Regions from separate parts of the Homo sapiens genome. Here region 2 is linked to region 1. Evidence: read pairs that join two places in POLR2A ChIA-PET (ENCODE). Cell type or tissue: endothelial cell of umbilical vein. All regions are shown on one strand.

Region 1 (5,000 bases):
TTGGTGTATGGGAATGCTTGTGATTTTTGCACATTGATTTTGTATCCTGAGACTTCGCTGAAGTTGCTTATCCGCTTAAGAAGCTTTTGGGCTGAGACGATGGGGTTTTCTAGATATGGGATCATGTCATCTACAAATAGACAATTTGACTTTCTGTCTTCCTATTTGAATATGGTTTATTTCTTTATCTTGACTGATTGCCCTGGCCAGAACTTCCAATACTATATTGAATAGTAGTGGTGAGAGAGAGCATCCCTGTCTTGTGCTGATTTTCAAAGGGAATGTTTCCAGCTTTTGCCTATTCAGTATGAAATTGACTGTGGGTTTGTCATAAATGGCTCTTATTATTTTGAGGTATGTTCCTTCAATACCTAGTTTATTGAGAATTTTTACACATGAAGGGATGTTAAATTTTATCAAAGGCCTTTTCTGTGTCTATTGAGATAATCATGGTTTTTGTCTTTAGTTCTGTTTATGTGATGAATTATGTTTATTGACTTGCGTACGTTGAATCTTTTCCTCTAATATTTTAAAACAAACCAAGACACCGATTATTTCACCCATAAATACTTCAGTAGTTATCTCTAACAGATAAGGACTAAAAAATATTATAAACATAATATCATTACACACCTAGAAAAATTAAGAATTATTGCTCAATATTATTATCTCATAATCAGTCTGTGTTCAAAATGACAAGGACTTTTTAAAACAAGATGTAACTTCCTGTTCCTGGATTATTTCACTTAATATATTGCCCTCTAGATCCATCCGTGACATTGCATGTTCTCACTCACATGTTGAAGCTGAAAAAAACAAAAAACAAAAACTGATCTCTTAGAAGTAAGGAGGAGAACAAAGGATACCGGAGGCTGGGAAGGGTAGAGGGAAGAGAGGGGTAGGGAGAGATTTGTTGAAGGATACAAAATTACAGCTAGATTGGAGGAATGAGTTCTGGTGTTCTATACCGCTGCAGGATGACTAGAGTTAATAATACATTACATAGTTTCAGATAGCTAGAAGGAAGATACCGAATGTTCCTAAAACAAAGGCATGATAAACGTTTGAGATCATGATATGCTAAATACCCTGATCTGATCACTATACATTATCTGTATTGAAACATCACTATGTAACCCCTAAATATGTATAATCATGTGTCAATTTACATTTTTATAAAAGTAAAAAATTTTGAAACCCCAAGATCTAAAAAGCACAAACCATGAAGCAGAAGAAAAGGCTTGACAATATCGAAATTAAAGATTTATATGCAATAAAGGACATCAAAGTCACAATTAAAGAAAAATGGCAGGTTGGTAAAATCAATTAATATCTCAACCCATTGCTATTCAAAGCACGGGTCTGTGAGCACATGAGGAGTTGCATTGGAATGCCAGTCAACTATAGTCTGTAAGCACGTTGTTTAGTTTATCAGAGATTTTTGGTTGTTGAAGCAAGAAATTTGTTGATTGAAGAAGTGGTACTTTGATTTAACAAACTGTTCTTAGATAGGCGGCTAGTCCCCACTTTGAGCAACACTGATTAACACTATTCAAAGAACTCCAAATCAACGAGATAAAGGCAAAAAACCCAACAGAAAAAGGGATGATGCCTATGAATAGGCAATTCTCAGAAGACGAATCCCAAATGACTAAGACTTGTAGAGATGTTTCAGCTCACCAGTAATCAGTGAAATGCAAATCAAAACAAGGAGTTGCCACTTTGTATCCATCAGAATGGCAAATTAGAAGGGTGGATAATGGAAACCAGGTGTTGACAGGTGCGTGGGGAGACAGGTACACTCTGTAGGAGTGGAGACAGGAGTAGGAGTGTGAACAGGTACAGTCAGTCTGGAAAATATTCTTTATTTTGATTAAGTTTGCATATATTCTTTGTCCTGGAAATTCCATTCCTGGGTATATGTCCCAGAAAAATTTGTCAAACAGGGGCATGAATGAGGATGTTCACGATGGCTGGAAGTCACAGGCAAGCCAGGTGTGCATTCCGAGGGAGTGGGTATGTGCAATGTGATGGCCCACTGTGGAAGTGGAAGCAAGCTTGCAAGCAGTGAACGAGGCCTACGTAGAGTGCACAGAGGCCTCTGGAAGCACAGGGGAGTGAGGAGGGTCATCACGTTATGCCAGCAACTCTCAGACTTCCCTCTCAGAACCCCTTTCTAACTTTTCACAGTAATGGATGACACCAAAGAGCTTTTGTTTATGTGGGCCGTCATCTCTATCTGTATCATCTCAGAAATTAAAACAGAAATTTTAAAACAATTTCTTAATTCATTAAAAAGACAAGTCAGTTACATGTTAGCACATATAACATATTTTAAGACAAACAGTTATATTTTCCAAAATAAAAAGTGTAATGAGAAGTAGCATTAACTTTTTTTTTTTTTTTTTTGCAAATCTTTTAAATATCTGGCTTAGGAGAAGATAGCTGGATTCCCATATCTGCTTCTGCATCCAGTCTGTTGTGATATCACGTGTCATGTCGCCTCTGGAAAGTGCCACTCTACACTTAGAAGTTCAAGAATGAGAAGAAAAAGGCGGATAATGTCTCAGTGTTATTATGAAAATATTTTTGACCTTGTGGATCCCCCAGGGATTCCTTGGCCACACTTTGAGAACTGCTGCACTATGCCATTAATGTTCATTGATGACACATCAATATACACAATGTATCACCACTACACATTTTATAAAGTCTCAGGCATATTCAAGGCTGTATATCAAATACATTGACTCAGCCCCTGTGGAATACAGGAAGGGAATGGGATAAAAGGGGGAATGAAATAAATAAGATAAAGCAAGAAAGAATCTGTATGTGCTTTACTAAGAATTATGATTAACTCTGGTCTCTGCACTTGAGGTTCAGTGTGTGTGTGTGTGTGTGTGTGTGTGTGTGTGCGTGTGTACACGTGTGTTTGGAGGCAGGAGTGAGAAGTGGTGAGGCCTAAATTGAGGCAACACTGAGAATTCATGTGGACTCAAACCCAGGATGGTGAGCGGTGAGTGAGGCAGTGCCACTTCCATCGATCTCCTCTCCTGCCATCGCTGACACCCTCCAAGCTCCAAGCAAGGACTCCTACTACCCTAAGACAGACCCTACAGGCTTCTCATTCCCACTACAGGGAGGAGGGAAGATGTCTGGGTGACCCCAAAGGTCCTTCCAGACCTTCCAGGCCATGACACAATGATCATCTGGTGGACTTTGAGTGGTGGACCAAGCTCTAGGCTGTACACCAGTGCCAGGAGTTTGAGCCTCTCCTCCTGGCCTCCACCTGCCAGGTGAGACTCAGGCAGGGGCGGCACCATGAGTCCCTGTGTCTAGCTGTGAGCAGTACCCTCTGTGAGCCGACCACCTCACTTGCCTCAGAGCAGTGCCACAGCCTCTGCCCACCTCCTGGGAGGCCTTGAGGGCCCTCCCTGGCACTCAGGGGTGGGCAGAATTGAACTGAAGGTCCCTAGCAGATGTCCTGCTCTAAGGCTCACCCCAAACCTGGCCCACGAATCCATCCCTGGCTAGCTGGCTTGCCATCCCTGCCCTGCCCTCTGATTCTCTGATTGAGAGGCCCTGCCGGGAGATACCCTTCTGTGTGCTATACTCTAACCCCCTGCAAGCCCTTCATGGCTCTGTCCAGCTGTGCCCCTCTTTCTGGACCCACAGCTCCTGCTCCTGTTCTCTCGGTCCGTAGCCCACAGGTGTCGGTGTTTGGGGGCTCGTCTGTCCCTGGCTGCTGGGAGCGATTGTGAGCAGGGACGTTCTTTCACTCATTCCTGTGACCCTGGGCCAAGCCCTCGGTAGGGGCTCAGTATTGGAGAAATGAATGAGAGAGTTAGAGACTTGAGCAGGAGACCTTTGAATACCACATTTCCGGAAACCAGGGCCCTTCCCCAAACCTCCCTAGACATTTCCGCCATCTGACAATGAAAAAGTTAATGCCTGGCCCAGCCCCAGGTGGAATGTAGGGGTACAGATAGTTCAAGCTGTTTGAAATTTGAAACATCCCCCTGTAGTACCCACCTTCCCGCTTTGTCTGGGCTGAATCTATTTTATTTTATTTCATTTCGTTTATTTATTTAGAGACGGAGTCTCACTCTTGTTGCCCAGGCTGGAGTGCAACAGCGCAATCTCAGCTCACTGCAACCTCCGCCTCCTGAGTTCAAGTGATTCTCCTGCCTCAGCCTCCCAAGTAGCTGGGATTATAGGTGCCTGCAACCAGCCTGGCTAATTTTGTATTTTTCTTTTTTTTTAGTAGAGATGGGGTTTCACCATGTTGTTCAGGCTGGTCTCGAACTCCTGACCTCATGTGATCCACCTGCCTCAGCCTCCCAAAGTGCTAGGATTACAGGCATGAGCCACCACACCTGGCCAGGGCTGAATCTATTTTCATATTTATTTCAGATTTTCTTAAAAGAAAGACAACAACAGGGAACAGTGAAGCTCCCTGCAGACCCTTCCGCATCCTCTCCCTCCCTCTCTCCCCAGAAGTAACCACCATAATGAATTTGTTGTTCTTCATTCCCTTGCATGTGGTTATATTTTTGCTATATAGATAAGTATCCATAAACAAAATATTGTAGTTTTACATAATTTAAAACTTTACATCAATGTTCCCAAGCTGTACATATCCTTCTGCCATTTGTTTTTTGGCCCAACATTGTTTTGAAATCGCCCGTGTTGACACACGTAGCTACAATTTATTCGTTCTCACTGCTGAAATATATTCCATTGTATGAATATACCATGATCTTCAAAATCTGTTTTTCTGTTGATGGAGGTTTAGGTTGTTTCCAATTTTTTGCTTTTGCAAACAATGATACAGTAAACACTGTTGTACATATCTTTCGGTGCACATGTGCATAGATTTCTGTTGGATATGATTCCAGTTATCTGTGGCTGCATAACAAATTATCCCCAAACTTAGCGCCTTAAGTCAAACACCATTTTATTATATCTCACAATGTTGCATGTCAGGAATTTGGGGCAGG
Region 2 (5,000 bases), 610 kb before region 1:
TCATTTTTCATTTTGTGTATGGATTTCTGATTGGTTCAGCACTGTTTGTTGAAAAGGCCATCCTTTCTCTGTTGAATTGTTTTTGTACCTTTGTTAAAAATCAGTTGGCTGTACTTGTGTGGTAATTCTATTTTGTTCCAGTGATCTCGGTGTCTCTACTTCTGTCGTTACCAACAGTCTTGATAAATGTAGGTACATAATCATAAAATCTGGGAGAGGGATTCCCAGTTTATTTTTCTTTGGGAGTGGGAGTATAGTTACTCCCACTTTAGTCTTTTTCAAAATTGTTTTTGCTACAATGATTCCTTTGCCTTTCCATATTAATTTTTTATTTTTTTTAAATTTGAGGCAGAGCCTCGCTCTATCACCCAAGCTGGAGTGCAGTGGCACGATCTTGGTTCACTGAAGCTCCGCCTCCTGGGTTCAAGTGATTCTCCTGCCTTAGCCTACTGAGTAGCTGGGATTACAAACATGCATCACCACGCCTGGCTAATTTTTCTATTTTTAGTAGAGATGGGGTTTCGCCAAGTTGGCCAGGCTGGTCTTGAGCTCCTGGCCTCAAGTGTTCTGCCTGCCTAGGCCTCCCAAAATTCTGGGATTACAGGCGTGAGTCACTGCGCCTGGCCTTCCATATTAATTTTAGAATAAAATTATCTAAAATAAAATTATCTACAAAAAAGTACTGGGATTTTGATAGAAATTACATTAAACCTGTATGCCTATTTGGAGAGAATTGACGTGTTTACTAGTTTGAATGTTCCAGTCCGTGAACATAGTTATGTCTCTCCATTTATTTAGATTTTCTTCAATTTTTTTATCAGCATTTTGTAGTTTTTAGCATAGAAGTTCTCTATGTGTTTTGTTAGATTTACACCTAAGTATTTTGTTTTTTGTTTAGCAGTTGCAAATTATACTGTATTTTGTTTGACTCCTCATATTTATTCCTAGCATACACAAATAAAACTGATTTTTGTATGTTGATGTATTGGGTGACCTCGCTGAACTTACTTATTAGTTCTAGGAGTGCTTTTGTAGATTCCTTGGGATTTTCTTTGTAAAATTATTTCATCTGCAAAAATGTTTAATTTATTCCTGTATGCTATTTCTTTCTTTTTCTGTTTTTTCTTTCTTTCTTTCCGTTTTTTTTTTTTTTTTTTTTGAGGCAGTCTTATTCTCTCACCCAGGCTGGAGTGCAGTGGCGCAATCTTGGCTCACTGCAACCTCCGCCTCCTGGGTTCAAGCGATTCTCCTTCCTCAGTCTCCCAAGTAGCTGGGACTACAACAGGCGCCCGCCACCACACCCAGCTAATTTTTTGTATTTTTAGGAGAGACGGGGTTTCACCCTGTTAGCCAGGATGGTCTCGATCTCTTGACCTTGTAATCCGCCTGCCTTAGCCTCCCAAAGTGCTGGGATTACCGGCCACCGTGCCCGGCGCTCCTCCTTTTTTTAACCTCACAGCATAGGCTAGGACTTGCAGCATTATGTTGCATATGAGTGGTGAGAGCAGATACCCTTCCTTGCCTTATTCCTGGTTATAGGGGAAAGCATTCAGGCTTTAACCATTAAGTATGATGTTAGCTGTGGATTTTTTTGTAGATGCTTTTTATTATGTTGAAGAAGATCCCTTTATTTCTAGTTTTCTAAGAATTTTTTATTATGAATGGGTGGTGAATTTTGTCAAATGCTTTCCTGCATTGATTAAAAAGGTCATGTGATTTTTCTCCCTTAGTCTGTTAATAAGGTGGATTATATTGATTGATTGTTAAAATATTGGGTGAACCTTGTTGCACCTTTGAAATAAAACCCCCTTGGTACATGGTATGTAATTCTTTTTACATATTGCTGAATTCTGGTTTCTTGTATTTTATTAAGGGTTTTTGTGTCTGTATTCATGAGGAATATTGGTTTGTAGTTTTCTTTATGTTTTTGTCTGTTTTTTCCATCAGGATAAAATTGGCTACATGGAATGATTTGAGAAGTATCCTTTTCTATTCTGCTTTCTGGAAGAGATCATCTAGAAATTGTGTTACTTTTTCTTTAAATGTTAGGTAGATTTTCCCAGGAAACCCTCTGTGTTTGAATATTCTGTTGGGGGAGTTTTAGAATTACGAATTTGATTTTTAAAATAGTTATAGGGCTGTTTAAATTTTCTGTTTCATATTGGCTGAATTTTGGCAGTTTGTGCCTTTCATGGAATTGGTTCTTTTTATGTCAAATTGATGTATAAGTTGTTTGTAGTATTACCATTTCAATGGTTGCAAAGTCTATGTGGTATCCTCTGTTTCATTCCTAATGTTAGCAATTTGTGTTTTCTGTTTCTTTGTTAGCCTTGCTAGAGGTTTATTATGTTTATTGATCCTTTAAAGAACTAGCTTTTTTCCCCTATTGATTTTCTCTATTTTTATTTTCTTTAATTTCATTGATTTATGTTCTTTGTTATTTCCTTCCTTCTGTTTGCTATGAGTTCATTTAGCTCATTGTCTAGGTTCTTGAGGAGGGAGGTTAGATTACTGATTTGAGACATTTCCTGTTTTCTATTGTATGCATATATTGCTGTAGATTTCTGTCAGCACTGCTTAAATCATATCTCACAAATTTTGATATGTTGTGTTTTCATTTTTATTCAATCAGTGTATCTTGATTTTCCTTAAGATTTCCTCTTTGTCCAGTGGATAACGTAGACTTGTTTAGTTTCTACGTGTTTGGAGATTTTTCTGTTGTCTTTCTGTTGTTGATTTCTGGTTTGATTCCATTGTTCTCAGAATACATTTTGCATAATTTCAATTATTTAAATATTTAGATTTGTTTCTTAGCCCAGGATATGGTCTCTCTTGAAATGTTCAGTGGATGTTTAAAAATAATTAATATTCTGTTGTCTTTGCTAGAGTGTTCTATAAATGTTCATGATTAGATCCTATTGGTTGTTAAGTTCTCTTATATTCTTGCTAATTTTCCTAGTTGTATCAATTATTGAGAAAGGGGAGTTGAGCTCTCCTATAATTGTGGGATTTATCTTTTTTTATTTCAGTTTGACAGTTTTGCTTCATGTATTTTTGCAGCTCTGTTGGTTGGTACATCCACATTTAGGATTGGTAATGTCTCGGTGGCTTGACCATTTTATCATTATGTAATGCCTAATCTGTTCTTATGAATTTTATTTGTTCCCAAGTCTACTTTATCTGATACTAATATAGGTACTCTTCTTCCTATTGATTAATGTTTCCATGATACATCTCTTTCCATCCTTGTACTTTCTACCTGCCTGTATTGTTATATGTGAGGAGAGTTTCTGGAAGACAGCATTATAGCTGGGCCATGTACCCCATCCCCACCCCCACTCCGCCAATCACTGTCATTTTAGTTTCTTAGAGACAGGGTTTCTGTCTGTCTCTGACACTGGGGTACAGTGGCATGATCATAGCTCACTGTAACCTTGAACTCCTGGGCTCAAGGGATCCTCCTACCTCAGCCTCCTGAGTAGCTAGGACTACAGGTGCATGCCACCATGCTCAGCTAATTTTTTTTTTTTAATTATACTTTAAGTTCTAGGGTACATGTGCACAACGTGCAAGTTTGTTACATAGGTATACATGTGCCATGTTTGTTTGCTGCACCCATTAACTCATCATTTACATTAGGTATTTCTCCTAATACCATCCCTCTCCCTGCCCTCCACCCAACGACAGGCCCCCGTGTGTGATGTTCCCCGCCCTGTGTCCAAGTGTTCTCATTGTTCATTTCCCACCTGTGAGTGAGAACATGCAGTGTTTTGTTTTCTCTCCTTGCGATAGTTTGCTCAGAATGATGATTTCCAGTTTCATCCATGTCCCTGCAAAGGACGTGAACTCATCCTTTTTTATGGCTGCATAGTATTCCATGGTGTATATGTGCCACATTTTCTTAATCTAGTCTATCATAGATGAACATTTGGGTTGGTTCCAAGTTTTTGCTATTGTGAATAGTGCTGCAACAAACATACACGTGTATGTGTCTTTATAGCAGAATGATTTATAATCCTTTGGGCATATACCCAGTAATGGGATCTTTGGGTCAAATGGTATTTCTAGTTCTAGATCCTTGAGGAATCATCATACTGTCTTCCACAATGGTTGAACTAGTTTACACTCCCACCAACAGTGTAAAAGTGTTCTATTTCTCCACATCCTCTCCAGCATCTGTTGTTTCCTGACTTTTTAATGATCGCCATTCTAACTGGCATGAGATGGTATCTCATTGTGGTTTTGATTTGCATTCTGGTCATCTCTGATGACCAGTGATGATGAGCATTTTTTCATGTGTCTGTTGGCTGCATAAATGTCTTTTTTTGAGAAGTGTCTGTTCATATCCTTTGCCCACTTTTTGATGGGGTTGTTTGTTTTTTTCTTATAAATTTGTTTAAGTTCTTTGTAGATTCTGGATATTAGCCCTTCGTAGATGGATAGATTGCAAAAATTTTCTCCTGTTTTGTATGTTGCCTGTTCACTCTGATGGTAGTTTCTTTTGCTGTGCAGAAGTTCTTTAGTTTAATCAGATCTCATTTGTCTATTTTGTTTTGTTTGTTTTTGCCATTGCTTTTGGTGTTTTAGTTATGAAGTCCTTGCCCATGCCTATGTCCTGAATGGTATTGCCTAGGTTTTCTTCTAGGGTTTTTATGGTTTTAGGTCTAACATTTAAGTCTTTAATCCATCTTGAATTAATTTTTGTATAAGGTGTAAGGAAGGGATCCAGTTTCAGCTTTCTACATATGGCTAGCCAGTTTTCCCAGCACCATTTATTAAATAGGGCCATTTCTTGTTTTTGTCAGGTTTGTCAAAGATCAGATGGTTGTAGATGTGTGGTGATATTTCTGAGGCCTCTGTTCTGTTCCATTGGTCTATCTCTCTGTTCTGATACCAGTACCATGCTGTTTTGGTTACTGTAGCCTTGTAGTATAGTTTGAAGTCAGATAGTGTGATGCCTCCAGCTTTGTTCTTTTTGCTTAGGATTGTCTTGGCAACGT

Evidence for each region. ChIA-PET counts read pairs that join two places held together with the same protein. Peaks named below come from ENCODE experiments on the same cell type or tissue, not always from the same donor. Only the 100,000 strongest peaks of a DNase experiment are listed, where the experiment ranks them.
Region 2: POLR2A ChIA-PET joins it to region 1 with 7 read pairs; 2 of 35 experiments call an interaction of 5 or more read pairs at or near these places.

What each region holds. Positions count from the first base shown.
Region 1 is chr2:120,412,546-120,417,545 of GRCh38, forward strand. No RefSeq gene overlaps it. Among named protein-coding and RNA genes, the nearest start is that of LINC01101, 51 kb to the right of the region's middle. In endothelial cell of umbilical vein, no CTCF peak of the experiment used is centred here; no DNase peak of the experiment used is centred here; H3K27me3 peaks cover 260 bases.
Region 2 is chr2:119,800,762-119,805,761 of GRCh38, forward strand. The region is part of intron 1 of PTPN4 (protein tyrosine phosphatase non-receptor type 4); the gene reads left to right. Among named protein-coding and RNA genes, the nearest start is that of PTPN4, 43 kb to the left of the region's middle. In endothelial cell of umbilical vein, no CTCF peak of the experiment used is centred here; a DNase peak (open chromatin) is centred at 2,570; H3K27ac peaks cover 902 bases.